2 separate regions of the Homo sapiens genome follow, and region 1 is linked to region 2. A link is a loop called in an ENCODE intact Hi-C map of the cell type or tissue named here. Cell type or tissue: PC-9. All regions are shown on one strand. Each heading gives the region's core, and the rest is flanking DNA. Links, peaks and the distances in the headings are about the cores only. Region 1 overlaps CAMSAP2 (calmodulin regulated spectrin associated protein family member 2). Region 2 has its middle 12 kb from the start of CAMSAP2.

Region 1 (15,683 bases), core at 4,854-12,853, 49 kb before region 2:
ACCACATACATAGTGGAAAGGAAGAAGTAAAACTGTGTTTATTCACAGACAACATGATTGTTTACGTTGAAAGTTCTGACAAATCCACAAAAACATACTAGGAATAAATGTATATAGCAAGGTCACAGGATAAAAAAAATGTTCAAAATTCAATTGTATTTCTATATATTAGCAATAAATAATTTAAGAATTAAATCTGAAATGCAATTCCAAATCAAAAATATGAAAGATTCAACAAAGTGCATATGAATCTCATATGCTAAAAACTATAAAACACTACTGAAATAAATTAAAGAATACTTAAATGAGAAGAGAAACCATGTTTTCACTGGAAGACACAAATTGTTAAACTATTAATTCTTCCCAAAATGGTCTATAGATTCAACACAATTCCAATCTAAATCCTAGCAAGCTTTTTTTTTAATAGAAATTGACAAGTTGATTCTAAAATTTATATGGAAATGCAAAGAACCTAGAATAACGAAAACAATTTTGATAAAAAACAACAAAGCCGGATGGCTTACACTAACAAGTTTCAAGACTTATTATGAAGCTACATTAGTCAAGACTGTGTGGCACAGCCTAACAGACATCTAAATCAATGGAAGAGACACAGGTGTCGACGTCAGTCAATGAGGAGACAACAGTCTTCAATAAATACTACTGGAACAACTAGATAATCTTGTTAAAAAAAAAGGGTAAAATGAACCTCGACCACACTATACAAAAAAACTGATCCAAAATGAATCATAGTTCTAAATGAAAAAGCTAAAACTGTAAACTTCGAGAAGAAAACATAGGGGAAAAAAATCTTTACAACCATAATATAGGCAAGAAAAGATTTCTTAGGACATAAAAGCACTAACTAAAAAAGAAAAAAATTGTAAACTGGTCTTCATCAAAATTTAAAATTCCTTGAAAGACACCACGAAGAAAATGAAACGCAGGCTGGGCATGGTGGTCATTCCTGTAATCCCGGCACTTTGGGAGGCCAAGGCAGGAGGACTACTTGAGCCCAGGAGTTCAAAACTATCTGGGCAACACAGTGAGGCCCTGTTTCTACAAAAAAAAATTTTTTTTTTAATTAGCCAGGTATGGTGGCAATCGCCTATAGTCCCAGCTACTTAGGAGGCTGAAGAGGGAGGATTGATAGAGGCTAGGAAGTCGAGGCTGCAGTGAGCCGTGATCATGCCACTGCACTCCAGCCTGGACAACAGAGCAAGGCCTTGTCTCAAAAGAAGAAAAGAAAAGAAAATGTGAACCACAGATTAGGAGAAACTATCTGCAATGCATGTATTTGTCAAAGGACTTGTATTCAGTATAAATAACTCCTACAGTAATAAGAAAATAAAAACCCCAATAAGACACTGAGAAAAAGATTTGAACAGACATTTCATAAAAGATGTATGAATGACCAGTAAGCATACAAAAAACATTAAATTCTATTAGTCCTCAGGGAAATGCAAAATAAAACCACAAGGAGAATCTAATTTACACTAGAATGTCTACAATTAAGACTGACAATACCAAAAGTATTGGCAAAGAAGTGGAGCAACTGGAACGCTCAGACATTGCTGGTGGTGAAATAGAAAGTACAACCACTTTGGAAAATTGCTTGATAGCTTAATAGTCAAACATACATATGGCCCACCAAGAGAAATGAAAATAAGGTCGGGTGCAGTGGCTCAGGCCTGTAATCCAGTACTTTGGGAGGCCGAGGCAGGCGAATTGCTTGATTCCAATAGTTCCAGACCAGGCTGGGCAACACAGTGAAACCCTATGTCTACAAAAAATTAGCTGGGTGTGGTAGTGCACGCTACTTGGGAGGCAGAGGTGGGAGAATCACCTGAGCCCAGGAGGTTGAGCCCGTGATCAAGCCACTGCCACTGTACTCTAGCCTGGATGACAGAGTAAGACCCTGTCTCAAAAAAAAAAAAAAAAAAAAAAAAAAGAGAGAAATGAAAATACATGTCTAAATACAAATCATAGCTGCGTTATTTCTAACACATCAAAACTGGAAACAGCATCAAAGTCCATCAGCAGGTAAATGAATAAGCAAATTGTGGTATTCACAGAATGGAATATTCAGCAATAAAAAGGAATAAACTACACATAGCAACATAGATGAATCTCAAAAATATGAGCAAAAGAATCTAGTAAAAAAAGAGTTCGTGCAGTTTGCTTTCATCTATATGAAATTCTAGAACAGGCAAAAATTAATCTACAACGACAGAACTGAGATTAATGGATGCCTGAAGTGGGGTGGGGCTGCGGGCTGACTGCAAAAAGGCACAAGGGAATTTTGGGGGGTTATTATGTTCTATATCTCAACTGTAGTGGTATCTACAAGAGTGCATACCTTTGTCAAAACTGTTCAAATTACTTTAAATGGGTACATTTTATGTAAATTATGCCTTAGTAAAGTTGATTTTTTAAAAAGTAAGTTCTGACCTTAGGACATCAATGGACTTCACTCAGCCTCATCTTCTTCATCTGTTAAATGTGGGATAATACTTCATTTCTTACCACACACGGCATCAAATGAGATGTATATCAAACTGCTCTAAAAATTTCCCAATGCTCTAAAGATTTTTAGTGTTTTTATTACTTAAGGCATTATACAGTCACTGTATGGCCATCAGATTAGCCTACAGAATCATTTTATTACAATAATGAATAAAATCTGAAGATAATCTTCAAACTTCACTGTAATCATTTATTTTTATGTTTTCCCCCCAAAATGTTATATCAATTAACACTTAAAGGAAATAAATTAGGAAATTTCTTCATGTGCCTGGTTCACTAATAATGGAGTTGCCAATGAGCCATCAAAGACATGTAAGCAGGAAAAAAACAGTAACTATCAAGAGTACACATGATGTAATCATGAGATTACAGGCAGTGGTTTACACCTGTAATCCTCTTAATTTGGGAGGCCGAGGCAGGAGGATCGCTTGAGCCCAAGAGTTCGAAACCAGCCAGGGCAACATGGCAAAACCCTGTCTCTACAAAAAATACAAAAAAAATTAGCCGGGTATAGTGAGCATCCCTGTAATCCCAGCTACTTGGGAGGCTGAGGTAGGAGGATCACCTGAGCCCGGGAGGTTGAGGATACAGTGAGCCGAGATGATGCCACTGCACTTCAAGCTGAGCAACAGAGGGAGACCCTGTCTCAAAAAAAACAAAAACAAACATACAACAAAAAAACAGTATACAACATAGGCTTTATGAAAAAACCCACTAGACGATTATATTCAATAAATCAAGATTTAAGTACAGAACATACGTATTTTTCAAATGTCCTAACCATAGTGACCTGGGCAAACTTATTTTTATGATAATTTATATAAGGCAGCTCAGGCCTGTCCACCACCACTCAACATAATTGCTGCTACCCTATGCCAACAATATAAAAATGATAGCTATGTTCTTTCATTTGCTAACCAATAAAGACATTCCTAGTATATTTTAAACAGTCACATATGCCGTACTTCAAAGTATGTTTGTGTTTTATAGCTTTCCAGATTTGAAAGTTTTCCAGGCATATTTGGTCCTGAGCCAAAAACTGTGCTTCAAATCTAAAAATCTAAAACAAGTTACATTAAATTCACTGAAATACACTTTATCATATAAAAATAACCATCAGTAACAGCTCCAATTAACACTCAAAAAATTCCCTGAAAAAAAGTTTGTCAGCACATTTCTTTCAGCTGGGTGTGTATAAAAAAAGTGCCTCATGGCGCTAGTTTTATTAGAAGAAAACGAAACTGAACCACACAAGGTTTTGACATAATCGTAACTGTTCCCCAATTTACCTCTACCACTCAGTCAGGCTTCACTTCCCAAGCACTGTGAGAAACAGAAAAGAAAAAGTCATGATATCCACCTCGTTAAGTAGCCATCCCAGGTTTTTATAAACTACAAAGACAACTTACAGCTGAGAAACAGCAGGGGGTTTCACAAGATTTGCACATAAATATCTATGGCAGATACTCAAACAGCACAGTAAGAAGTAGTAACACCTTTCCTCCAACCTACCAGGTATCTAGAAGTCACCCATTTCCAGACCAATGCTGCTGGCAAGCAACTACCATATTAGCATGCCTTAGAGGTGGAACTAAGAGACCAAACATTACCTAACCCACACCTCACTGCCTCTACAAATACATATGGCCAGAGCACAGAAAGTGTAACTATCAGGAATTGTAGATCTGGTGGGTACCAGAACTTATACTTACTTGAAATAAGTTTGAATATATGAACAAGTATGCTAGAATTTCCTTGCCCCCAAATTAAGCAAAAATGACAGGGTGTCATAATTCTCACTAAATGCTCCTACCTACATAAAATTGTCAATCTTTACTGCTAAAGGGTTACAAAAGACTGTTAAGTTTTTTTAACTGTATCAGCTGACAACACCTTACCAGCATCAGCTTTTCAAAGAGTTGACAAGTACTGCCCACATAAAACATCGACCTCTGTAATTTTGGTAGACCATGTCACATAAGGATCCTTTAAAACACTAATTTGTAATAAATCACAGACATTACTTAAATCTAAATTCTAAACATTAACAATTCAATAAATAATGCTTTTTAACAAAATAAAGACAAAAAACTAGTTTCCTTGCGTTTTCAGGCTTTCTTGAATAATATTCTTATATTCTTTTAGTGACAAGGAAACTAATGGTATGGCATAAACTCTATTAATAAGAAGAAAAGGCTTATTATAGACACATGGTACCTATGCATAGTATTTATTGCAAATGATAAAATGTCAAAATAGCCAAATAATTTCTGAACCTGTCTGCCTCATTATTTAAAAAAAGTTTAAAGAATTTTCCATTTTTATTTCAAAATTATGAAAAATCTATAAGATCACTCTTAACATATCCTGATATTCTATAGTTATTAAACACATTGTTAAAATTCCCAATCTGAGATATAAGACCAAAAACATGATCAACCAGCAAAATGGAAAAAAAATCAGAAAAAAAAATAGGCATTTCATAGAACAAGAAGATTCAGATGTTAGCCAGAGTTGTTCAATTCTATATCCTACACCTTTGACTACCCTCCACAGTATTTTCTGCACATTAGTTGAATATTTGTCTTCTAACAGTTCTATCTCTGACCTTCTCTTTTCACTTCGAAACATGCCCTCCCTGGGCATCACAATTTCCATGACGTCAATAACCACTACTCTCAGCTGATTCCCAAATCTCTATCTCAAGCCCATATCTCCCTGGTTATCTTTTCCTGGGTGTCCTGAAGGCATCCTAAACCTGTCCCAAACTGAATGTATTATCTCTGCACTCTACCATGGCCATTTCCCCCACTCCAATTCCTTTCTCTCCTCTTTTTCCTATGTCAGTAAAAGTCACTACAATATATACCTAGTTTGCTTAGTCTAGGTTACATAGTCTTTTCTATCTTTTAAAAATCGAACTCTGATGGTGTCATTGTTGTGATTAAAAACCCTTTGGTGTGGGGAGGTCCTACACATTCATCAACAAGGGATTGGGGCAAATAAATTGTGGTACTTTTCATACCACAGAATATTGTGCAGCCTTCAAAAATCATGGTATAGACCTATATTCATTAATAGGGAAAAATGGTTATGAGGCTTTTCCAGGCACCCTCCCCAGCGTTAACTCCATGGTTTCTCACAGCTCCTCCAGCCCTAACTCTACCTCATGACTCTGCTTAATTTCCCAATTTGCTAACAAGCAAATTCCTTCCACGATTTGTTCAGGTCTCTGAGGCAAAGAATCTGATTGGCCTCATTCATTGTCTTGTGCCAGGCCCCACGCCAAGAGCCGTAGGTCATAGCTATTCTTTGGATTTTATCTGCTCTTGCAAAAAAAATGGCTTGGACCCAACCCAATAAAATTCCAAATTAACATATAATTAAAAGATTTCTAGATCAATACAATCCAACTATTAATATATAATGAAAAAAAATGAGGAACAACCTAAATCTACTGTAGCCGGATTTAGTTTCTAAAATATATCATTGGTATTAAATAGATCTACAGTATTTATATCTCAATCATGCTTCACTTCATGAAAAAAACTGGTAAAAATGCAGGTATTATATATTAAACATGATTAATTATTTGTTAAATTTTAAACAACACAGCTAGACACAAAAAGCAAAGGTAGAGAGGAAAGTCAAATGATCACTGGTTAACTGAAACAAAAAGTCAACACTCTTTTCCCTATGAGTATTTGAAATTATAAAGGTACTTGTTATATTAAAATGATAAAGCAGAAAACAAACCATCTAATCACTTGGTTAGATTCTCGTATAAACTCCAGGCATTCAGGAGCCTCCCCCAAAACACTTAATTCTCACAACTCAATAAATACGTATTTCAATAATTACTGCTTACTCTATTCAAATGTCAAGGGGGAGGAACAAAACAAAGAACCTCCACCACTCTCTTAGTAATAATTCTGAATGACTTTCTTTTCTTAAAAAATATATTTAATTCTTAATTAAAACATTCGCTAATACCTCTTATTTATTCAATGATTCAACATCTTCTCTAGACTAGGCACTGGGAATACGATGACAATTATGGCCCCCTCTTTGTGGAGTTGATTCTGTATAAAAAGATTCTATATAAAATTGTTTTTTGATTCTGTAAAAAGCACACTTTAACAAGTTCTCACTATGTTGCCCAGGCTGGTCTCGAACTCCTGAGCTCAAGTGATCCTCTGGCCTTAGCCTCCCAAAGTGCTGGGATTATAAGTGTGAGCCACTGTGCCTGGCCTCACAAGTTTTTTTCTGGAGTCAGGTTCTCGCTCTGTAACCTGGGCTGGGTGCAGTGGCATAATCACAGCTCATTGCAGCCTTTACCTCCCAGGCACAAGCCATCCTCTCATCTCAGCCTCCCGAGTAGCTGGGACTACAGGCACTTGCCACCATGCCCGGCTAATTTTTTATTTCCAAAATCACACTTTTTAATATAGATTATATTACAGAATATATGCACATATAGCATATATAGAGAATATATGTTAGCCTTGGCTGGGTGGCACAACTGTAAAGTATACCTTTTTTTCCTATTAAGAACTTGAAGAATTTCACTTTGGCTCCATTATATAAAAATAAGCTGAAATCTACAGGCATCCATCTTTCCTAAAAATGACTCCTAGAAGTTAGAAAAAGACAAACTTAAAGAGATAAAAGTGTTGTTGAGCACTTTTTAGTACTTTGTTCAATACGATTTATCTCTCCTCATTTATCAGGGAGGAAAAAAAGGCAATTAGAGATACATGCAATATTCTTTCTTTTGAGGTTATTCACAAGATGTTCTACCATGCTTCTTCTCATTGTGTTTTTCTGAAGCAACTTTACTATACAGACAAAAAATGAAAAAGTCTAAATCCTTTTCATTACAAAGTTGGCTCAAGGGGAAGGAAATAATTTCTCTCTTCAAAGCACCATGAGGAATAAAGGGGCCCATCCCTTTATTCTATATCTAGGATAGAGAATAAATGACTCCAAAACACAGACTGGGCCCCACATTTTGTAGGTTAGTATATTCAAAGGAGTCAAAGGTCAGCACTGAGTCATGGCCTTTTCTTTGCCTCTTCCCATATGGCTGCAGTGTTGATGAGCCCAGGACCTACTCCCTCAGGAGAAAGGTTGGTCATCCTTCTCTCATTCTCTCTTCCTTATGATTATTAAATAAGGTATTAAGAGGAGCTCTGAGAAAGGTGTTTTGTCCTTCTCTCTCCTTTGAAGATTTTCCACATAAGGGGCCTTGAGGCAAGCACCTGTCTGGAAACTGTCTCCTCCCCATTCCAGCTCCTTCTTTTCCTTCCTTTCTCATTGTCTCTCCTTCCTCCTTTTCTCTCACTCTTCTCCCAAGTCTTCCACCAATGGTTTACTTTTTTTCAGAAGCATTAAATGCCATAATAATAATTTTGGTAAAATAAAAAGCTTCCTTTTTCATGAATGTCTGGGTTTTTTGTTGTTGTTGTTTTGTTTTGTTTTTTTAAGACGGAGTCTCACTCTGTTGCCCAGGCTGGAGTGCAGTGGCACAATCTCGGCTCACTGCAACCTCCACCTCCCAGGTTCAAGTGGTTCTCCTGCCTCCGTCTCCCAAGTACTGGGATTACAGGCACCCAACAACACACCCAGTCAACTCTCTTTCCTGCCCTTCCTGTGCACAAGCCTGCCCAGGTTTCTCTCTCTCTCTTACCCTCAAGTTCTTCTTCCTCTAAAACAGGCAGGATGAACATTGACCCTATTTTTGGAAGAATGAGTTCCATGTTTGGTTGTCGTAGGAAAATAAAGGACATTTATGACTACACTTGGTTCTAGGCCAATCTGGCTCAGGACAAAAACAGCCCTTTTACTTGGTCCAGTTTCACCTACCAGATTTCTGCATCAGGGGTTGGAACCTAACCTGAGCTAATGCTAAAATGTTTTCTTGGTCTTGCTTTGCCTTTTCTGTGCCTAGTTCTCTCAAGTATTTCTCCACAAAGCAACCTGAAGGCTGGATGGAAGAACAATTAAAATGTTTCCAAGCTCCCTGACCAAATACTATGATTACAACATCTAAAGCTATGCATTTTCAACACCAAAAACAAATTTTTAAAAAAATAATAAGATTGGCAAAATGTTTTGGTATAAAAAAGAAGCTTCTGAAAGTTCTTATCTGATTATTACTCATGTTGACTCCCTACTTCACCATGCAAGAAACAGTGATTTTTCTTTTCTTTTTTTTTTTGTTTTTAAAGATCCTTGAAAGCTTTTGCCTTGATGAAACAGTGATTTTATATTGGCATAGCACTCTGTACTTACTAAAGTTATATACTTGCCATCAAGTCTTTTCCCAAATTATTTTGTTTTACTATAATGTTACTACATTAAAATACAAACATTCTGGCCAGGCACAGTGGCTCATGCCCATAATCCCAGCACTTTGGGAGGCCGAGGGGGGTGGATCACCTGAGGTCAGGAGTTCGAGACCAGCCTGGGTCAACATGGTGAAACCTCATCTCTACTAAAAATCCAAAAATTGGCCAGGTGTGGTGGCGTGTGCCTGTAGTCCCAGCTACTTGGGAGACTGAGGCAGGAAAACTGCTTGAACCTGGAAGGCAGAGGTTGCAGTGAGCTGAGATTGCGCCACTGCACTCCAGCCTGGGCAACAGAGTGAGACTCCATCTCAAAAAACAAACAACAAAAAAGCCTCGGATATTCATGAAAAAGGAAGCTTTTCTATTTTACCAAAATTATTATTATGGCATTTAATGATTCTGAAAAAAAAATAAACCAGATCAACTCATTGTCCTCCTTAAAATCCTCCAGAGACATCCTTGCACATTCACAATAAAATCTGGCTTATAGAGCTTCACTTGCTTTGGCTACAATCTTTTTCTCAACCAGATCTCTTATCACTCTCCATATCAATCTTGCTCACTACCAAAATCAGTGGCCTTCTTTCAGTTCCTGAAACATACCAAACTCCTCTTACATCAGAGCCAGTAAGCTTACTATTTCTTTTGCCTGGAATGTTCTTTTTCCAGATCATCTGCCAGTTCCTTCAGGTATTTAGGTCTCAGTTCAAATATCAACTCAGTTGACAGGCCTTCCCTGAAAGCCTCCTATGAAAAGAGCCTGTTCCACTCCTTGTAGCTCCTTACTAATTTATTTTTTTCACAGCATTTACCATTTCCTGCAATTGTTACAATTTGTCTAATTGTTTACTGGTCAACTTTACTACTAAAATAGTAGCTCCATGAAAGCAGGGGCTTGGTCTGTCTTCTCATTACTACATCCCGTAACCAAAAAGTACTTATTGAATGAGTCAAGTACTTCCTATCACACATATTATATGGTAAATAAATGTGACTCTACACTTTCAAATTCCTGAAGATGTTCCCTCCAGGAAATTCTTAGTAGGACCTTTATCATCCAGCCATGAAGTTTATTTATTTTGTGAATTATATACTAACTCAGGGTCTTCGTATTTATTCCCTCTGTCGGCAATGCGATAGCCTCTGATCTTTGCCTAAATGGCTCCTCATCTTTCAAATCTCTGCTCAAATATAATCTCCTGTATAAGACTGCTCCTAGCCACTCTAACTATAATAACACATGATTCCTTCAGATCACTTGTATTATCCTGCTTTTACTTTCTTCACAGCTTTCACCACTCTCTAGTTACGTTTTTAATATTTGTTTACTTGTTTGCTAACCACAAACTAACAGTTTTAGCTTCAGGAAAACAATAATCAGTATTCTCACAATCCTCCAAGTATAGCAAAAGAACTTCCTGAAAAGACGGGCCCCTGGGACAGCTTCTAACATAGTGCACTTTGTAACACAGCTCATTCTAACACTGTTTCAAACATGGAACAGTACAGGCTGAGAAGGAATCTGAGCATTGTAAAGATTTTTTTTTTTTCTATTACAGAAGCTCATTTATGCAGTTACCGGAAAACAAGCAAGCAACAAAATAACAGTTACTAAAGTTTTTGTTTTAATGACCACCTATTTTATTCCACTAAATCACATCACTGACATTAATTAAAAACAATCTGCTTCACTGCTATAACCTAACAAATTGCAAAAATGGTTCCATATCATGGCAGTGTTGGAGCATCAATCTGCTCAACACACACTGGGGTATGGATGGCCACAGACAACTGCCATGACTGTCCACTGTTCTATAGCACTATACTGTATTCTGCAAATCAGAAAAATATGTAGTTTTAATACCAAACCTACTAAAACATCTCAACCTTGTGCTCCAATAATTTATTTTATTTTATTTTATTTTATTTTATTTTATTTTATTTTATTTTATTTTATTTTATTTTATTTTTTGAGACAGAGTCTTGCTCTGTTGCCCAGGCTGAAGTGCAGTGGCACAATCATGGCTCACTGTAGCCTTGACTTCCTGAGCTCCAGCAATCCGCCCACCTCAGTCTCCCAAAGTACTGAGATTACAGGCCTGAGCCACCGCACCAAGCCACTCCAATTATTTATATGTGTGTGTCTACTATTAGTTTTTTAGATATTTAAACTAGGAGAACATTATTACTCCACAATAGGCCAGGTCCCAGACACTGACGCTAACTTACAATATACCATCTATTTAAATTTATTAATCTGCAGTGAATGCATAGAAATCTTTTTATCTTTTTAAAAGATGAGGCCGGACATGGTAGCTCACACCTGTAGTCCCAGCACTTTGGGAGGCTGAGGCAGGCGGATCATGTGAGGTCAGGAGTTCGAGACCAGCCTGGCTAACATGGCGAAACGCCGTCTCTACTAAAAATACAAAAAAAACTAGCCAGGCATGGTGGTGTGCACTTGTAGTCCCAGCTACTTGGGAGGGTGAGGCAAGAGAATCACCTGAACCTGGGAGGCAGAGGTTGCAGTAAGCCGAGATCACACCACTGCACTCCAGCCTGGGCAACAGAGGGAGACTGTCTCAAAATAAATAAATAAATAAATAAAAATAAAAAATGAAAAGTCATGGTTAATATATGCTTAATTCATCTTCTATATTCATAAAAATTATTGCTGGCAGGTCTGTAATATCAGACAACTCCTTAAGTATCTTAGCTTTTGTTACTTTGAATTGTCTCTTATGTACATAAGATTACAAACAAAGGAATATAAAACTTCCACTATTCAAAAGTGAATTATCTAATTTATGGACAAAGTTTGCAGCAACTTCTTCCCTCATACTTACAGTTGCTAGCTCTGAAAATCTGACAAATTTAAAAGGACATACATCTGAAACCAAAATATATATGGCATTTTAAGTCAAATAAAATAATTAAAAGTTTTGAATTAGGAAATAAGCTAGATATCAAAGTGATATTTCAGGAAAATTAATCTGGCAGCAGTATACCATAGAGATTAGACAAACTTCAAGGAAGTAAGAGTATGTACAACAAATTATTTCCATAGCTCTTTTCAAACAAATAGATGCTATTGGTAATTTGAAAATGAAAATACATTTTTAAAGAAAAACATGGGTATGGTATTTAGTTTCTAGTAACACTGTCATTTTACCACTCTTCTCTATAAGATAAAGCAATTTAACTACATTTGTATTTTTAATTAATTTATTTATTTTTATTTATTTTTTTGAGACATAGTCTCCCTCTGTCGCACAGGCTGGAGTGCAGTGGCATGACCTTGGCTCACTGCAACCTCTGCCTCCTGGGTTCAAGCAATTCCCATGCCTCAGCCTCCCAAGTAGCTGGGATTACAGGCGTATGCCACCACACTTGGCTAGTTTTTGTATGTTTAGTAAAGACGGGGTTTCGCCATGTTGTCCAGGCTGGTCTCAAACTCTTGGCCTCAAGTGATCCACCCATCTCAGCCTCCCAAAGTGCTGGGATTATAGGTGTGAGTCACTGTGCCCAGCCTACATTAGTATTTTTTAAATGTGGGTTTATAACCCATTCATGGGTCATGCATAAAGTCAATTTAGTTGGTCACAACCCATATTTTTTTTTCAAATAGAATCTTAAAAAAATAAAGTTACAAGGATAAGTACTTTTGTTTCTGTAATACATGTGTAACTAGGTAAACCAGGTGGGTATCTTGAAGTAAAATGCATTCCTAACTGTGAGTCATAGTTAAGAGAATTTCAAAACTCGAGACCAGATGATTGCTAGGATCTCTTTCAGCTCTAAAACTATACTTCTGTAATGAAATCTGTCCTCAAGTGAGTAAAAATGGTCAATGGGTGGCTTTTTATTTATTTATTGTTTAGCTACAGTTCTTTTAATGGCAGGCAACAGAATCTAACCCTGTTAAATTAGCTGTAATTTACTGAGGGAACACTAAAGTAGTTCACAGAATCTAAGGAAGAGCCAAAACACTAAGCTCAGAAAGCATGGAAATTGAGCAGCACCGGTATTTCAGCAGCAGGAGCTCACAGATTTCTCCCTAGGGCACTGCTTCTATAAGACAGGGTGGTTCCAACCACCTTCCATCACTGTACAGTCATTCTCCCTCCCTTTGGGTTTCCAGTTTTCCAGAAAACAATCTAGTCAGCCCATCTTACATCTGATTTCTTAATCCTGAGATCAATCAGCAATGGCCAAAAGCAAAGTGAGAGGCATAGACATGGTCTCTGGAAAAATAAGGAATTATCCACCTCCCCAATTTGTCTAAAATATCTCTTTATGACCAGAAATTAACACTTTGTTTATCAAGCCCTTATGTACCAGGCATGATATGTGGTACAATATAAAAAATATAAAATATGTTATCAGTAAAGGAGAATGTATATTTTACTTAAGAACGAGATAATTTTTAATATAATCAACATTATATTAAACATTATAATGAATATGGTATTTTTCATTTCACATGTGTTCTTGAAAACTTGTTACTTCAAGTTCTATTTTTCTAAAACAATGTAAAATTAATTCTAAACATTTTTTAAATAAAAAATTACTTTGCAAAGTAAATTATTTTTGTAGATCTAAATCTTCCTGTCGGTGGTCACTAAACAAGATATATCTCTTATATGAGAAAATAATGCTTTAGTCAGGTGAGCAAAACAATCCCCTTTTCTCCCTTCTATTCCTATTCTTGGGATTCCTGCCCTGTTCCCCTCTCCCCTTCTTTGCTATCGCCTCTCAGTGTTTGACATCCTACTCCATGCTCATATTCTCTGTTAGTCTTTCCGGAATCAATACATGGTATAATCCACAAGGACAGGAAAAAGGATGGCTGCAGGATGCATTTGTAGAATAAGCACTGGGTTAGAAGTAAGAAGATTGGGATCTATCTCTGCTCTGTTACTAACTAGCCTAGCCATGTGATCATGATCTATGCATTTTTTCTTTCTACACCTCTTTCCACTAAGAACCGAGTATCTACTAAATAAACCCATCCGTAAAGTTTCCTTACTTGTGAAAAAAGAGATGGTAATAACTGCCCTATTTGCCTTCTCTGGTTATTATCAGAAAATAATAATAATAACGTATACATGTTTTACAAACTATTAAGTACTATAGAAATAGTAGGCCAGGTGCGGTGGCTCACGCCTGTAATCCCAGCACTTTGGGAGGCCGAGGTGGGTGGATCACAAGGTCAGGAGACTGAGACCATCCTGGCTAACACAATGAAACACCATCTCTACTAAAAATACAAAAAAATTAGCTGGGTGTGGTGGCGGGCACCTGTAGTCCCAGCTATTCAGGAGACTGAGGCAAGAGAATGGCATGAACCCAGGAGGCAGAGCTTGCAGTGAGCCAAGATGGCGCCACTGCACTCCAGCTTGGGAGACAGAGACTCCGTCTCAAAAAAAAAAAAAAGAAATAGTAGGGGGACATTTTGTTTTGGTTTGGGAAGGCCTCATGGTGTAAACAGAATAAGCATGGGCTTTGGAATCAGCAGATGCAAGTTTAAATCCTAACATTATCGTTTATTACCTGTTTGACTTTGGGCAAGTTAACTCACCTTTTGGAGTCAGTTATAGATCAATTTCCTCATCAATAGGGCACCACCTATATCATACATTACATTCATAATATTTGTAAAGTGTACTCAATTTTCCTCATCCCTCATGTCATCCCTACAATTCTGTACCTTCGGTCCTATCCCGTTTCCACACTCACTTTTTTAATCCCACACCTCACATCTTCCAAGACATGATAGGGGAGAATCATCTATCTACTTGATCACTGTGGTGTTATGATATATATTGCTTTCCATCTACAGTTCCTGGTTCATAACTTCTAAAGCCCTTGTTATAGTCTTTCATTATAATCTTGGGTGTGTTAGGCCTCAGGAAACAGAATCTCCTGCCCTCCTTTCACCTGCCCCAAGGCAGGAATCTAATCTTCTCCTGCCTTTCTGACTGTGGGTCTTAAGACCCTCTATGAGACAGTCCCACCCTATACCCTGGGAAAAGGGATGCCAAGATTATAAAGCTTCAAAAAACTGAGAAGAGGATTCAGGGAGCTTCTGGACAGCTAAGCACAGTGAGGTTCCTGGAGGGTGGTGCACCCTTTCTCCCATACCTTGCCCTAAACGTGTCTTCATTTGTATCCTTTGCAATATCCCTTATAATAAACCAGTAAATGTAAGTAAGAGTTTCCCTGAGTTCTGTGAGTTGCTCCAGCAAATTAACTGAACCCAAAGAGGGGGTCATGGGAACCCCAACTTGAAGCCGGTCAGTGAGAAGTACCGGAGGCCTGGACTTGTGACTGGTGTGGTGGTGGGGTAGTCTTGGGGACTAAGCCCTCAACCTGTGGGATCTGACACTGATCTGATACTATCTCCAGGTAGATAATGTTGGAACTGAATTAGAGGACACCCCACTGGTGTCCGTTGCTTGGTGTGTTGGGAAAAACTCTTTTCAACTCTTTTTCTAAGAAGAAAAGAGAAACTTAGTATGAGTCTTACAGAACAGCCTTTATCTTTCTCATCAAAAATAGTAAGTTTAGCAATATCAGCTCAAGACTTCAAACTTATAAAGCTGTTCCTTTACTTGTTTTTGTCATTTACCACTATTAGGTAAAAAATACAAGAGTTCAAAAGCACTAGGAGGAACAAAGGATGGGGAAGGGAACATCTAGACCCCGAGGCTCTCAAAGGAACAGAGTGAAAACCAAGGAGCTAGTTTTTCCCACCTTCCAGTAGTTAACTACTAATTAATTAATTAGAGTTGACATAAGGGATAA
Region 2 (15,683 bases), core at 3,848-11,847:
CCTTGTGACTTCACCTATAGACGTCTTCAGTGTGTCCCCTCAGAAGCAAAGAAGTACTAAACCAGCAAGCACTATAAGTAGGACTTCACATTATTTTCTTAAATAGAAGGCATATACACATGTACTATCATTCACTTTCAATAAGTTACACTAATAGCAGCTAACAGTTATTGGCACTCTCTATGTAGCAGTCCCGATCCTATAGTAACTTATTTAATCCCCACCACAGCCCCTATTATCATCCTCATTTGGTGGCTGGAGAAACCAAGGGGCAGAAGACTTAATTTTGAGTGGTGAAGACCTTACGTTCCTTTGAAACTCAAGGGACTAGAATAAGTAAACTTCAAATCAACCAGGTTAAGAATGGCCAAGGGTGGGCGTGAAGAGGGGAGAAAGAATGCTAAGCTAATTGATGACAATAAGAGGTTCACTTGGTTGAAGTATAGCCGCCTCTAATAAACCAACATGAGATAGAAGAGTCTGTGCTATATATCTGACAGTCTATCATTTCTAGATACACTCGTGGCTTTCATTGGAATAGCTAGCAAAGTTTTATAAGAATTACCTCATCAACCTTCACAATAGTTCTAGCGAGGCCTGCGTAGTATGATGCCAAGTGTGTGGCTGGAATGACTGACACACCGGGAGGCCACATAACTTTCCAGAGTCACACTGTGAGTCAGTGTCTGAACCAAACAGAGAAACCCGGCTCTCAGGTGTCCAGGTACAGCACCATATTTTCCCAGACCCCTAAAACATTTTTCCTTGATTAATCCCCTACTTAAACCAAGAACCCTTAGCCTCCAACAATGGGCAATGCTTCTTTTATTTTTAACATCATTGAAGGCAGGTCAGGGTGTTAGGAGGTAACAGAAAAAGCACTAGGCTAGGAGGATGGACTCTGGGTTCCAGTGCTGCTCTTTATATCTGCCATGTGATTTGAGGAAACACGTGCCACCTCCCTCCTCTCAGGTTTCCCCTGCAATAAAACAACAGGGTAGATAGAACCAGGCACATTCTAAAGTACCCTTATTACCAATAGTCTATGATAGGAGGATGACATCTACATACTTTACTAGGTTATAACTGAAAGTTAAATCAGTCCGCTGCCTAGTATTCAGGATTTAAATCTTTAGAGCAGTAGTTACTTTTTTATTTCCAGAAAGTTTTAAGATACGATTGTATAGAAAGGCAAGGGGAGGTAACAGCAGAAAATGGGATCCTCCAGCTAAGGTAGAGACTAAATAAAAAACGGAAGGAGGGAATTGAAGAACGAGAACACTTGGACACAGGATGGGGAACATCACACACCGGGGCCTGTTGTGGGGTGGGGGGAGGGGAGAGGGATATCATTAGGAGATATACCTCATGTAATGACGAGTTAATGGGTGCAGCACACCAACATGGCACATGTATACATATGTAACTAACCTGCATGTTGTGCACATGTACCCTAGAACTTAAAGTATAATAATAAAAAATAAATAAATAAATAAAATGGAAGGAGGCCGGGCGCGGTGGCTCACACCTTCTCATTTTTACTTACTTAAAATATAAATTAATAATATTTCTGAAACTAACCTTTTCAATCTTTCCCAGCAATGTGGCTTTTGCTCCCACCATACTACTGAGACTATTCTCACAAAAGTTATTACAACTCCTTGTCGTGACTTTTGTGCTCCTTCTCCTTTGGCCTCTATAGCTTGTAGTTCTTATGAGTGTCCCTTTGTTCCTTTTTTTTTTTTTTTTTTTTTTTTTGAGATGGAGTCTCACTCTATCACCCAGGCTGGAGTGCAGTGGCACCATCTCGGCTCACCGCAAACTCCGCCTCCTGGGTTCAAGTGATTCTCCTGCCTCAGTCTCCCGAGTAGCTGAGATTACAGGCACCCGCCACCACGCCCAGCTAATTTTTGTATTTTTAGTGGAGATGGGTTTTTGCCATGTTGCCCAGGCTGGAGTTCTTAAAACTATCTTCTCTCTCTGGTTCCAGGGACTTCCCTTAGGCACCTGGTTCACTGTCACTTTTCGAATCCCTTTTCAGCTGCCCTTTTCACCTCCTTTGTTTGTTTGCCTTCCCAGCAGGGCAGCTACTCGACTCCGTCCATCCTTATTTACCTCCGTCCTTTACTGTCCCCAACTTGGCTCAATGATCTCTTTCTGGCTTCAACCCTCATCTCTATGGAGGTGGTTCCCCAATCTGTATCTCAGCTCCTGATCCCTTTCCTGAGTAGCTTCCTAAAGCTTGTTGAGCGTTTTAACCCAGATATAGTCCTAGGATTTCAAATTCAGCATATCAAAAACAAACTCATGAGATTTCCCTCTTACTTGGCTTCTAGTCCCAATCTTCCAAATTCTACTAATGACACCCTTCTCTGCTTAAAATGTGTCATCCCTGAGCTCCCCCTTTCTCTCATCTCACCCCATGCAAGCAATCCAAATGTCTGTCACTTCCATGTACTCTTTTCCATTCCCACAAATGTCTTATTTCCTCTCATATACGCCTACTGTTTCTCTCTTTTGAACTTACACGTTAACACATTAACCTTCCTAAACCAAACTTTGAGGATTCAACAAATATCCACAGTCAGCAAACTTTAGGGACTTCAGACCATGTGTCTGAGATTGTACTAGGCCTTTCACATACTGAATCTTATTTAATTTAATCGTAAAATAGCATGTAACGTAGTGTTAAATTTGGCCCAAGGCTGCCTCCATACACAGCAAACTGCAACCTAATTTAGTACATAAACTGCAATCTAACTTGAGAGTATATTCTTGTAACAAGTAACTGAATCTCAACCAATCACAGCCACCAAGCTTTCGGCCAATCATAAGCTGCAATAGGCTCAGACATGTCCAAATAAAGCAAACTCCAAGCTGCAACCAATCAGGTTATTTCTGTATGTCACTTTTTTTTTCTGTCTATAAATACTGCTTGCCCACATTGCTGAGTGGAACTCTGTGGACCTTTAAGGATTTAGGGTGTTGCCCTGATTCATGAATTATTTGTTTGTTCAAATAAACTCTGCTAAATTGCATTTGTCTAAATGTTTTTTAAAACAATAGAGATTAGCCTAATTTTATACATGAAAAATGGAGGCTCAGAAAGACTGAGGAAGTTCCTTAAGATTTTATGATAAAGAGCAGAACCGATGCTCAAACTCATGGTTCCTGAATTCAAGTTCAGGAATCTTTCCTGCACTTGAACTCAACTTCTCACTCAACAGCTTGGTGGCTATGCATTGCTTACCAGATATAAACATTTGTCTTGACTTTGAAGATCCTCTACAACATATCCTATCTTTACATTCATATTTCCCTAGTATCCTCCTGTATATATCCAGCCAAACGGCTCTAAGGACCTTCAACATATTTAAGTCTTTTTAAGGCTTATTGGTTTGGCCTTTGTTAACCTTTCTCTATAATGCCCTTCATGAGCCCAACATGTGCTATGGAAATCTTCTCATCTTTCATTAATGATTTTAATGCCCCCTCTTCCATAAAGCTTTCCCTGCCCCACTCTTGGGTCCCTGATATATCTGTGCTCTCTTGTGGTATGTTTTGTCTTGAATTGTAATTCTTTCTGTGTTCCATAAAGGAAAAGACAATCTTATTCTGCTTCACTAGCAGTGCTTAATATATAATAGACCACAGCAAGTATTTCTTGAATAGAGGAAAGAATCAGTGAATTAGCAGGTAACAAAAAAATACATACTAACACACATTCTAGGGCCATGAAATATATCAATATAACTTGACTAGCTTATATGGGAATTAAAGATGGAAAGTTGATCTCCTTAATGCTATACCAAGTGGTTCCCAGTGGTTCCTAAACACAAAGCTATTATGTTTTATTAAAATTTATTCTGAGAAAATGTAGTGATTTTTTAATACACCTGATTTTTTTCCTCTGAATGACTATTTTTTAATTATAATTTTCTTTCTGCTTTTTTTCTGTTAAAATGTCCTTTCTCTTATGAAATGATAGTGGTTGTAGATACTAATTGAGCTTTTGTGTAGTCTCCTTTAGTAAAATGAAAAAGTTAATACCTTTATATTCACTTCTCTCCAATTCATTTATTCATTTAAGAAACTTGGTTGCATTGTGAAATCCCAGAGTGTGGAGGTCATCGCTCTAATTAACCAAAATAAGTGACTTAGTCCTGATTGCTTCTTTAACAAAACTGGCTCCTAATAGCATTCAGAAAAACAAAGCAAAAATATGTTATCTTTGTGTTTCATATTTGCTATGGAAACAGTCATTGTTGTCGTTTCAAATATGTTGGTATTTGAACTAGTCGTGGCATATGGGCTAAATTTTCTTTCTTTTTAAATCTCTAAAAATATAAATCAAATCTTCCTTTGAAACATTAGTTAGGAGCTATGCTTTAACTTTCATGGACCTCTTTTTAAATAGATTTTGAATCATCAGTGCATCAGAGGAAATGGTCTTTTTCTTCCTTTCATTATGACCTATGGACAGCTGGAAAAATATATTACACTTCTTTTTGATACTTCATCTTTTTAGTTAGGATACTAGGAGGATTTTGAATATATGATTTGATTAACAGAAACAAAACATGGTGGCGTCCTTCCCTGATTTAGCTTTCTCATCTGTTCCCCATCTTCCTCCTAATTTTCTACATCAGAGAAATGTAACTTCCTGTTTACTTTCTTATGCTGTTAATTTAAAGGTTCTGGATAAAACTGGAAGAGGAAAATTATAGCTTGACGTCGAGAATTTGAAAAGGCAAAAGCTTGTGGCATCCAAAATGATATTCTTTATAGAATTTAGATAGCTCAGAATGTTACTTTTGCCATATGAGAAACACTTTACTTTTAGATTATTCAAAATGAAAGCTGGAATTGGAAAGAAAAGAAAAGCAACAGCAACAACAACAAAGCCTAGTGGGTTAAAAATGTGCTGACCTAGTCCTTCACAAATCCAAAATAAAAGATTTCTTTAAAAATAGAAGAAATACTCTAGTGCTTTTACTAATCCATTTAAAATCTGCTTAAGCCCCTTTCTTACTGTATTTTTTCTCTCTTTTTTCTTACTGTATTTTAAAACATTTTTTGTTACATGAAATTAGTGAACACAATCCAGAATAATTACAGCCATTTGAAATACAATTCAGAATAACAACCATTTCTAAATTAGGAAATTTTTATTTATTTATAACTAGAACTGGAAATTGAAGAACTGCCTGGATGTGTGCTAATAGTAAACCATTATTCCCTTACCAAGCCTTGTATGTTTACATTCATATTCACATAAAGGGATTGGTCCAAGCAGGTTGTATACCGTAATCATTTAACTTTTTACTTTGCTTCAAATAAATTTTATTGTTTACCTTCCATCAGCCACTTGGCTAGTCAGGTTAACTTTTCAGAGTGAGGGTAGGAATGGGAAACTGGAGTGGAAACGTGGACTGTGGGGGCAGGGTTGAACAGGGGGTGGTAATAGCTACAGCCTGTACCCAAATCTTAGCCAGCTTCTTTTTTTAAAAGTATGTTATTTTTTTCATCAGGAAGAGGAAAAACAGTATAAATGATTTTTTTTTTTTTGAGACAGAGGCCTACTCTGTTGCCCAGGCTGTAGTGCAGCGGTGCAGTCACAGCTCACTGCAGCCTCAACCTCCCAAGCTTAAGTGATCCTCCCACCTCAGCCTCCTGAGCAGCTGGGACCACAGGCACAAGCTACCATGCCCAGCTAATTTTTTGTGTTTGTTTGTTTTTTTGTTTTTCTTTTTTGTTTGTTTTTTTAGAGACGAGGATCTCACTTGTTGCCCAGGCTGGTCTCAAACTCCTGGGCTCAAGCAATCCTCCCGCCTCGGCCTCCCAGAGTTCTAGGATTACAGGCATGAGCTACTGTGCCTGGCCAAAAACAGTATAAATAATTTAAAGAACCCTACATCAAGACTACAAATAAAGCTAGACAGCCTTCTAATTACAATTGAGTGTATTTTTTATACTTAAAAAAATCACAGTTTTTCTAATAATGAAAGCAATCTATATTCATTTATTTAATTTAAAAAAGAAAAGCAAATGGAGGAAATAAACATCTATAATTTCATTATCTACAGATACCCTTTGTATATCTTTCCATTCATTTTGTGCCCAAATGGTATCATATTGTACATCCCATTTATAACTTCTTTCATAAAACAATATTATTTCTATCATTTGATATTGGTAAATGTTCACCTAAAACATAATTTTAATGCATAATAGAATTTCATTATAGAGATACATCCTTTTATTTCTTATTTTAACCAAGCCTCTGTTAAGGATATGTTCATTCTTTCTAGATTTTTGTTTTTATGGAATAATAGTGTGACACCATAAAGAATACCCTTGAACATACATTTTTGCCTACCTCACTGATTATTCTTAGATGTGCATAAATTTGTTTATCAACTCTTCTTTTTTATTATTTTTTTTAAGATGGAGTCTTGCTCCATCGCCAGGCTGGAGTCCGGTGGCACGATCTCGGCTCAGTGCAACCCCTGTGTCCTGGGTTAAAGTGATTCTCCTGCCTCAGCCTCCCAAGTAGCTGGGACTACAGGCGTGCACCACCACGCCCAGCTAATTTTTATATTTTTAGTAGAGATGGGGTTTCACCATGTTGGCCAGGACGGTCTCAATCTCTTGACCTTGTGATCCTCCCGCTTCGGCCTCCCAAAGTGCTGGAATTACAGGCATGAGTCACCACACCAAGCCTATCAATTCTTTGTCTATAAAATGCAGTAATTTTTCCAAGTTGATCATTTCTCTTTTAATGTTAGTGTTAGCATTTTGGGTTGCATTTGTTCTTCTGTGGTCAAGTCTATCAATCTTTTACAATTTCTGCCTTAGATGTCAACCTTAGGAAAGCCCTTATTCCACTGCCACTCCCACCCAAAAGGCTATACAACTGAATACATAAATATTCATGTAATAAATGAATAAACGTGTTGATACAGACATTTTGTCTCCAGAGATATTTAGACTCCTCTGTTTTGATCTCAAGAACATTTTAGCTCTCTATACTAACACAAGTGTTTAAATCAGAATTTTACCAAATAGGTTGATTGTGAAGATAGTGTTTTTAGGGTGAGCACCATTAGGCTAGTTTATTTTATCAATTTTCTCTACTCTGCAGTTAAACTATTCTGATTTTTTCATTTTCTTTTGCTGTTTTACTGAGAATATTTTTATTGGGATTAGTTATGTTCCATGTCAATTTACAATAAAGATTTTATTGTATTGCACAACTTTTTTTGTCCACATCAAATTCTAACAGCAAGAGCTTTTGCTATCATAAATTTTCTTTTTCGGCCATTATTTTAACAAGTTCAGTTTTCAGTCACATTTTTGTAGCTCTAATTTTGTTAAAAAGATGTGATTCTCCAAGCAAAACTTTTTATCTATTACAACTTTTACTTTACGCAATCTGGGCCATTGTCCTTTTTATTTCATAGGGATTATTTCTACTAGCAGTTTTTATTATGAATTGAATAAAAGACTGATGGGCTGAGAACTGATATTGTAAATTATGCTACTATACCACACAAGAGCTCAGGACCTCTCTGTCAGCCCAGGCAGTGTAAGTGATGTGATGGTTCAAAATATGTCTACAAATCATTTGATATTCTCTTCAAAAGGTGGAGCCTGATTCCTCTTCCTTTGAACATGGGCTGGACCTCCCAGAGAAAAGAATTGGAACACAATTCCAAAGAATTTTAAAAGGCATAAGAGATAGCATCCATAACATGGTCACCGGAGAGTAGGCCATAAAAGGCATTGCAGCTTCCCTCTTACTCTTTCTGGAAGTACACCCCAGCCCCGGGAAATCATGCTGCCATATTGGGATAATCAAAAGGCCTATGAAGGGACCCACTTGCTAAAGAACTGAGGTTGCCTGCCAAGAGCTATGTCAGTGAGCCATATTGGAGACAAATCCTCCAGTCTTTGTCAAGCCTTGAATAGATTGCAGCCCAGCCAATAGCCTCATGAAAGATTGAGCCACAATGATTCCACTAAAATGCTCCTGGATTCTCAACACTCAGAAACTGTGTGAGATAGTTTTGAGTTAATTTGTTAAATAGTAATAGATGGCTAATAAAGGGGATATGCCAGTGAGTCAGGAGGAGGGGTCAGAAAAGACTTCCCGGAGATGGTATTTGGGTGGTAGTTTGCTCTCCATCAGTGCTAAAGCAAATGCCCCTCTCTGTATTACTCCTCCACCTGCCTCACCAGACCTTCTCCTTACAACCCTACTTTTCTACCTTCCTGTCCTTATCCTTGTTTTCCTCCCCATTCTCTCTCTCCCTTCCTTTTCTCTTCCCAATCAAATAGCAATGAAAAGAGTTGTATAAATTGGTCTGGATTTGTGTGTGTGTGTGTGTGTGTGTGTGTGTGTGTGTGTGTGTGTGTGTAAAGGAAACAGCTTTGATTATTACATATTACCACCACCTCCCCCATCCAAATTACTTCCATGGGGTAGATTTATATGTGATAGATTCTCCACTCCTCCTCCCAATCCTCCAGCAGCCTCTTCATTTATTTTGTGCCTATTTTGGGTGGGCAACCCAAGGATTTCAAATAAACTGTTTGGGGAAATAGTTATTTTATAGTCAAACTTTAGGGAATGTTTAAAACCAACTATACTATGGAAACAGTGATTTTAAGTAGTCAAATTATGTCATTGATTTTTATGCAAGAACAGAACAAAAAGAATGGATCCACAAACACAAAATGTATTTTGCCATGAAGAAAACTTGCTGACAGGGATGGGATGAACAGCTGAAAACACAAAAGTAAAAGCTATTTGTACTTCTTTTCAAAAATTTTTCACTGGTGTGGTGAAATTGCTTATAGAATTGTCCATTCCACTTAGAACTCAGTGCTTATAAATGACAGAGGATATATTTGTAGTTTATGTAATAATAGATTTTCAACTTATTTACTCGTATCACTCACACAAGTAAAGCATTTTAATTGTCTCTCACTTGTTTTTTGTTTTTTTTTTGTTTTTGTTTTGAGACAGAGTCTCTCTCTGTCACCCAGACTGGAGTGCAGTGGTGCAATCTCAGCTCACTGCAAGCTCGGCCTCCCGGGTTCACGCCCTTCTCCTGCCTCAGCCTCCCAAGTAGCTGGGACTATAGGCGCCTGCCACCATGCCTGGCTAATTTTTTGTATTTTTAGTAGAGACGGGATTTCACCGTGTTAGCCAGGATGGTCTTGATCTCCTGACCTCGTGATCCGCCCGCATCGGCCTCCCAAAGTGCTGGGATTACAGGCGTAGCCACCGTGCCTGTCCTACTTGTTTTTAATAAATGTGTCTGCAGTTATTCCCTAGGGTCCATCAGCTGTAATGTTCTTTGTGTCTTGAGGTAATTTCTTTCATTAAATTATTTTTCTCCAAACACTTCCAGCTGAATACTTAGATAGTATAGCATTTTATGGAATAATTGTATGTAATAAAGCAATACATTTTCAAAATATTATGTGTTACAGTAGCATCTCATTATAGCATGACTCTGCATAGAGCTATCTCTTCTGAAACATAACTAATTATAGTAAAAGTTTGAACCATTGCTTAGTCTGTAAGTTGCATACAGGCTAACACCCACTCCCAAATAGAATACCAACATTTATTTAAAAGTATTATTGGCTTAATTTTAAATATCTTAATGAAGATTAAAAGCAACATTCAATTTAGAAAAATGATTTCCACTCAGCATTGCTCCAGTTGATGAAAACTTCAAAAAACAATTATAATTCAAAGGACTGTATTGTGTTGCTTTAGACATTCCATGAGCCTGGAGAAAATGCTGAAGGAAACAATACAGGGGACAGCCCTGCCTGGTGGAAAGATGGGCCAAGTGACCTCAGAGTCCGGTTCATCCTTGAATTCTGCAACACTTTAGTGGATACTGACAGTTTTGTGGAACTTCTTAAAAATTGAGTATTACATTATTTAAAAAATATATTAATTATTGTAGTTTAGACACTAAGTGACTTTTACCACAATCAGTTTTTAAACTGATTCAGTAGGATCTCAGGTACCTTTTCTAAGAGGAAATGCTGTAAAAGAAAACAAATTACCACACTTTTCCCAAACAAATGTCTTAGTTCTTGCTAGATTCCAAATGAAACTATAACTACGTTATGTAACAAATGCTTGCCAAGAGTATGATTGGTTTTTAATCAAAGGTCTCATTGAAACACCCACTTCCCTAATTGCATCCTTTCTCCAAAAAATGAGAACACAACTTATGAAGGGAGAAAATCAGGCTCTACCATTTATGAAATGTTTGATTTGTTTTACTTGGTATGTGGGTTTTTAGAATTTATAAAAAGTAATCCTCTGACACCAAGTTGTATGATGAATAAAGTGTTCCAGCCAAGTCATAAATCTCAGCAAAGGGAGGTTTAAATGGCAAGTGTTGGGCAGGACAGTGCCCTCACTGCAGTACAACTTCTCTGCTCAAACAAAGACTCATTCATGAGTCAAGTCAGCCACTTAATGCTTGAGTCTGTCACCAGCTAAATATAAGATTGCTAGAGCTGTTAGTGAAGTTTATCAGGAAGACTCAAAGGCATGGAAAGAAACATACAAAAATGTACTGGGCATCTTTTTATGCATCAGACTTCTTATAAACCAAAAATTATTTGGGCACATATATTTCATCAGGAAATAATGAAACTGAGAAACTTAAAGTTCAGCGTATCACACAACCAATGTTTTTGCTTGTTTTTTTTTTAATTTCATATTCTGTCTTAAAACATATAACCAGGTTGGGCATAGTGGCTCACACCTGTAATCCCAGCACTTTGAGAGGCCTAGGTGGGAGGATTGCTTAAGGCCAGGAGTTTGAGACCAGTCGAACATAGTGAGACTCTGTCTCTACAAAAATAAAAATAAAAAAGAAATCTAGCATTATCTTCAGAGAAGTAAATTTTTAAAAATAATTTTAAAACTATAACCATCTTTAAAATATATGTATCTTTTAAAAAGATATACCTATATATTATATATATATAAAAAACCATCTTTTAACTAGAAAAATCAAACAACCATTAAAAGCCAAGGTTTACTGTTCAAATGTGGTATAATTCACACTTAAAAAGGGAAATCAGAGTAATCATAATAGAAGTGTTTATAGACCAGCTCCTCTTTTGTGGGTTGTAATCTTATTTTAGGGCCTAATTAGAGAAGATTCCTTTTTGATACTTTCTCTACTGGATTACAAGGAATATGTTATAGAGAATGTTCTGCCAGAAAAACTAAAATAAAAATAGTGTAAGAATAGATTAGTATAACCGTTCTCAACATTTTTTATTTTCAACTCACCATTTTAAATTTCTCATATCATTTGTCCATTAAAATACCTAAAACAGGAGAAGCATGTCCCACAAGCCTCTTTTTTAAAGGCTTAAAAACAGAAGAGGAGGACTATACAGGTATAAAAAGCTAGCTCTGTTTATGTCTCTCTGCTGCAACCATTTTTTGAAGTTTTCCTGCCCTGGGTGAGTCCCTTGTGCTTCCCTCTCACACTGCACTCCCACCCAGCAGCAGTGCATGGCCTGTTGGAGACCCTGGTAATATTAGGCAGTGCAGTGAAATGGAAGAATCACTGCATCAAGGTGCCTCCAGAGGATGAGTTTTACTCTCAGCTCTACACTTAACCATAGGGAAATGTGCTTAACTCAGACTCAGTTTTCCCATTCTGAAATAAGAGTGTTGAAAAAAATGCTAGTAACCGTAAAATTCTATGGTCTAAGTAAATCAAATCACATTTAGCATCTGGGTCTGCCTTTTAAATTACTTTTATTTATTTTTTTTTTTTGAGACGGAGTTTTGCTGTTTCACCCAGGCTCTTTTCGCACCTGGCCCGATTACTTTCTATAGTTACTTAAAGAATTGGCCTGGCACGGTGGCTCATGCTTGTAATCCCAGCACTTTGGGAGGCCAAGACAGGAGGATCACTTGAGGTCGGGAGTTTGAGAGTAGTCTGGCCAACGTGGTGGAACCCCGTCTCTTCTAAAAATACAAAAATTAGCCAGGCTTGGTGGCACATGCCTGTAGTCCCAGCTACTCGGGAGCTGAGGTGGGACAATTACTTCAACCCGGGAGGTGGAGGTTGCAGTGAGCCAAGATCGCGCCATCGCACTCCAGCCTGGGGGACAGAGCGAGACTCCATCTCAAAAAATAAATAAATAAATAAATAAATAATTTTAAAAAATTACCTATTACTCTCTGTTACTTTTCTTCTTTCTTTCTTTCTCTCTCTTTCTCTTTCTTTCCTTCCTTCCTTCCTTCTTTCCTTTCTTTCTGTCTCTCTCTCTTTCTCTTTCTTTCTGTCTCTCTCTCTTTCTCTTTCTTTCTTTTTTGAGACAGGCTCTTGCTCTGTCACCCAGGCAGGTGTGCAGTGGCACAATCTCTGCTCACTGTAGCCTTGGCCTCCCAGGCTGAAGCAATCCTCCCACCTCAGCCTCCTGAGTAGCTGGGACTACAGGCATGCGTCACCACACCCGGCTAATGTTGCCCAGGCTGATTTGTTACTTTCCAATGTACTCACTTTATCATTGGTCTTGGGTGCATCCCTTTTAATTCTTGTCCTTTTTCCTCTTGGTCCTGTCTCCTCCTGGTTGCTCAGCAATATTCCTCTCTCTATCCCTATGCTCCACCCCAGCCTATTTCACCTTCTCCTTCATCATTCACTCGTTTTCACTAAACACTGCTGTCTTCACTCTTTTGCTTTAGTGAAGCAATTTCAGCAAGTGCTGCTTGATTTTAAATTATTTCATTATTTGCTGTGAAGAAAAGAAGAAGAAAATACTGTTATTAAGTCAATATTTCATAAGACATCTTTAATCAAGTTGAAAATGTTAGAAAAATGTTTCTAACATCATGCAATATGTCATTACTACATTAAGACACTAATGTAATTATTTGAAGGTATAAATCACTCAGTATTGGTTCTACTGTATTTTTTTAATTTTAAAATATTTCAAGCTTACCAAAAGTTACAGAAAGTAATATTGTAAAGTATTGACCACTGATCTTTGTCAAATCTGAATATTTTGCTATTTTTGCTTCAACTTTTAAAAATAAAATGTTACAGATGCAATTGAAACCTTCTGGCTGGGGGCAATGGCTCATGCCTGTAATCCCAGCATTTTGGGAGGCTGAGGCAGGCAGATCACTTCAGGCCAGGAGTTCGAGACCAGCCTGGACAACCTGGGCAAAACCCTATCTCTAGGAAAAACAAAAATTAGCCGGGTGTGGTGATGCACGCCTGTAATCCCAGCTACTCGGGAGGCTGAGGCATGAGAATCCCTGGAACTCAGGAGGTGGAGGTTGCAGCAGTGAGAGAGAGAGAGAGAGAAAGAGGCCGGGTGCAGTGGCTCACACCTGTAATCCCAGGACTTTGGGAGGCCAAGCAGTCAGATCACGAGGTCAGGAGATCGAGACCATCCTGGCTAACACGGTCTAACCCCTTCTCTATTAAAAATACCAAAAATTAGCTGGGCGTGGTGGCGGGCGCCTGTAGTCCCAGATACTCGAGAGGCTGAGGCAGGAGAATGGCTTGAACCCGGGAGGTGGAGCTTGCAGTGAGCCGAGATGGCGCCACTGCACTCCAGCCTGGGTGACACAGCGAGACTACATCTCAAAAAAAAAAAAAAAAAAAAAGGAAAGGAAGGAAGGGAGGGAGGGGAAGGGAAGGGAGGAAGGAGGGAAGGAGGGAAGGAAGGGAGGAAGGGAGGAAGGGAAGAAGGGAGAAAGGGAGGAAAGGAGAGAGAGAGAAAGAAAGAAAGAAGGAAGGAAGGAAAGAAAGAAAGAGAGAAAAAGAAAGAGATCTTCTGTACACTCTTCCCCATTCGATTCATCACCCTCTACCTTACATGCATGCACTATTATACACCAAATGTTTTTCCTTTTTATACTGTTATTATTTATGAATGTGTAATAAGTAAAACAAAACCTATACTGACATGTTTTTAAATTTCATATTAACGATGTCATACTACCTTTCAATGTTGAGATTTACCTATCTTGATGCATTTAGCTCAAGTTCATTCACTTCCAGTGCTGGATAGAATTCTCTTATACAAATACACCATGATTTGTTTATGCATTTTGCTGCTAGTGGATATTTAGGTGTTCTAGTTATTCACTGTTGCAAGCAGTGTTAGAATATTCTTGTACTTATTTTCTTGAGTACATGTAAGGGTTGTTAAGAGTTATGAATATGTGCATCTTTAACCTGACTATATATATCTAAATTGCTCTCAAAAGTGGATCGATCCAATTTAAGCTCCCACTAGCAGTGTATGAGCTTCTCCTGTTTCACATCCATACCAGCATTTGGCACCATCAGACTTTCTGGTAGGATGAAATGCTAGCTCATTTTGGTTATAATTTGCATCTCTCTGATTACAAGTGAACTAAAAGTGAGCTTGAACATTTTTATTTTGTGTTGAGTTTTTTCTTCTGTAACTTGCCTATTCCTATCTTTTGTCCATTTTGCTTTTGTGTTGTCTTTATTTGATGTAAAATTTTCCTTTGCAGATTGTGTGAAATAGGTATTTTAGTTTTTTTCATATGATTAATGAGTTTTTCCAGCACCAATCATTGGGAAGTTTGTCCTTTCCCCACGGCTTTGTAATGTTGTATACAGTTTCCATGCATAAATGTTTTCATTTTGCAACTCTATTGATTTATTTTCCCATCCCTGCATCAATACCATGTCTTTATTATCACGTAAAGCTTAATTATAATACACTTTCTAATATGGTAGGAAAAACTCCTTTACCTCGTTATTTTTCTTTAAAAGCATCTCTTCATGTAAATTTCAGAATTCACTTGCCAAAACTCTGTAGCGATTTGCACTGGAATTACAATGAATTCAGAGATTAATTGGGGGAGATTGGACATTTTTACAGTATTGAATTTTCCAATGAGCAAAGTATATCTCTGCATTTATGTAGGTCTTCTTTCATTTCTTTCAATTAGTTTCAGAATTATTTTCTAAAAGGTCCCTGACATTTTTTTTTTGTTAGTTTTACTCCTAAGAATCTTAAGGGTTTTGGTACTGTTATGTTGAAATATGTAGATGCAGTTCAGTTTTTTAAAACTCTATTGTTCTAATAATTTATTGATTCTCTAGATTTTCTACGCTAATTGTGATAGTTGGTAACTTGTGAATTGTTATAGTATAGTTTCTGTCTTTTTAATCTTTATATCTTTCTTGCTTTACTGTCTTACTGCTGTGACTTGAACTTCCAGTACAATGATGAATATACATTGTGATAACAGGTTTCCATGGATGGTTCTTGACTTTAAAAGTAGTACTTATAATAATTCACAAGTAAGTATCCTGTTTGTATAAGGTTTTGGAAGGCAACCTTTATCAGATTAAGGAAGTTTCTTTTTATTCCAAGAGCTTTTGTTTTGTTTTAATCATGATGAGTATTATCAATTCTGATATGGACTATTATTTTTTGCATTTATTTTCATAATTGAGATCACCTCTGAACTTACTTTACATTCTTTCTTTGTCCGATTGTGGCATAAAGAATACACTAATTACATAAATTGTATTTGAAGGCATTCTATCTTTTTCTGTTATCTGGAGCAGCATAAAATAGGATAATCAACTTGTTGAAGGTTTGATAGAACTTTACTGAGA

What was found. Peaks named below come from ENCODE experiments on the same cell type or tissue, not always from the same donor. Only the 100,000 strongest peaks of a DNase experiment are listed, where the experiment ranks them.
Region 1: a loop joins it to region 2, with 6 times the contacts of the local background. A loop is called at or near these places in 10 of 110 quality-filtered maps.

The regions. Positions count from the first base shown.
Region 1 is chr1:200,769,051-200,784,733 of GRCh38, reverse strand. All of the region lies in intron 2 of CAMSAP2 (calmodulin regulated spectrin associated protein family member 2), which reads right to left. Among named protein-coding and RNA genes, the nearest start is that of CAMSAP2, 38 kb to the right of the region's middle. In PC-9, for the core only: no CTCF peak of the experiment used is centred there; DNase peaks (open chromatin) are centred at 9,523 and 12,613; H3K27ac peaks cover 1,670 bases.
Region 2 is chr1:200,719,037-200,734,719 of GRCh38, reverse strand. No RefSeq gene overlaps it. Among named protein-coding and RNA genes, the nearest start is that of CAMSAP2, 12 kb to the left of the region's middle. In PC-9, for the core only: no CTCF peak of the experiment used is centred there; no DNase peak of the experiment used is centred there.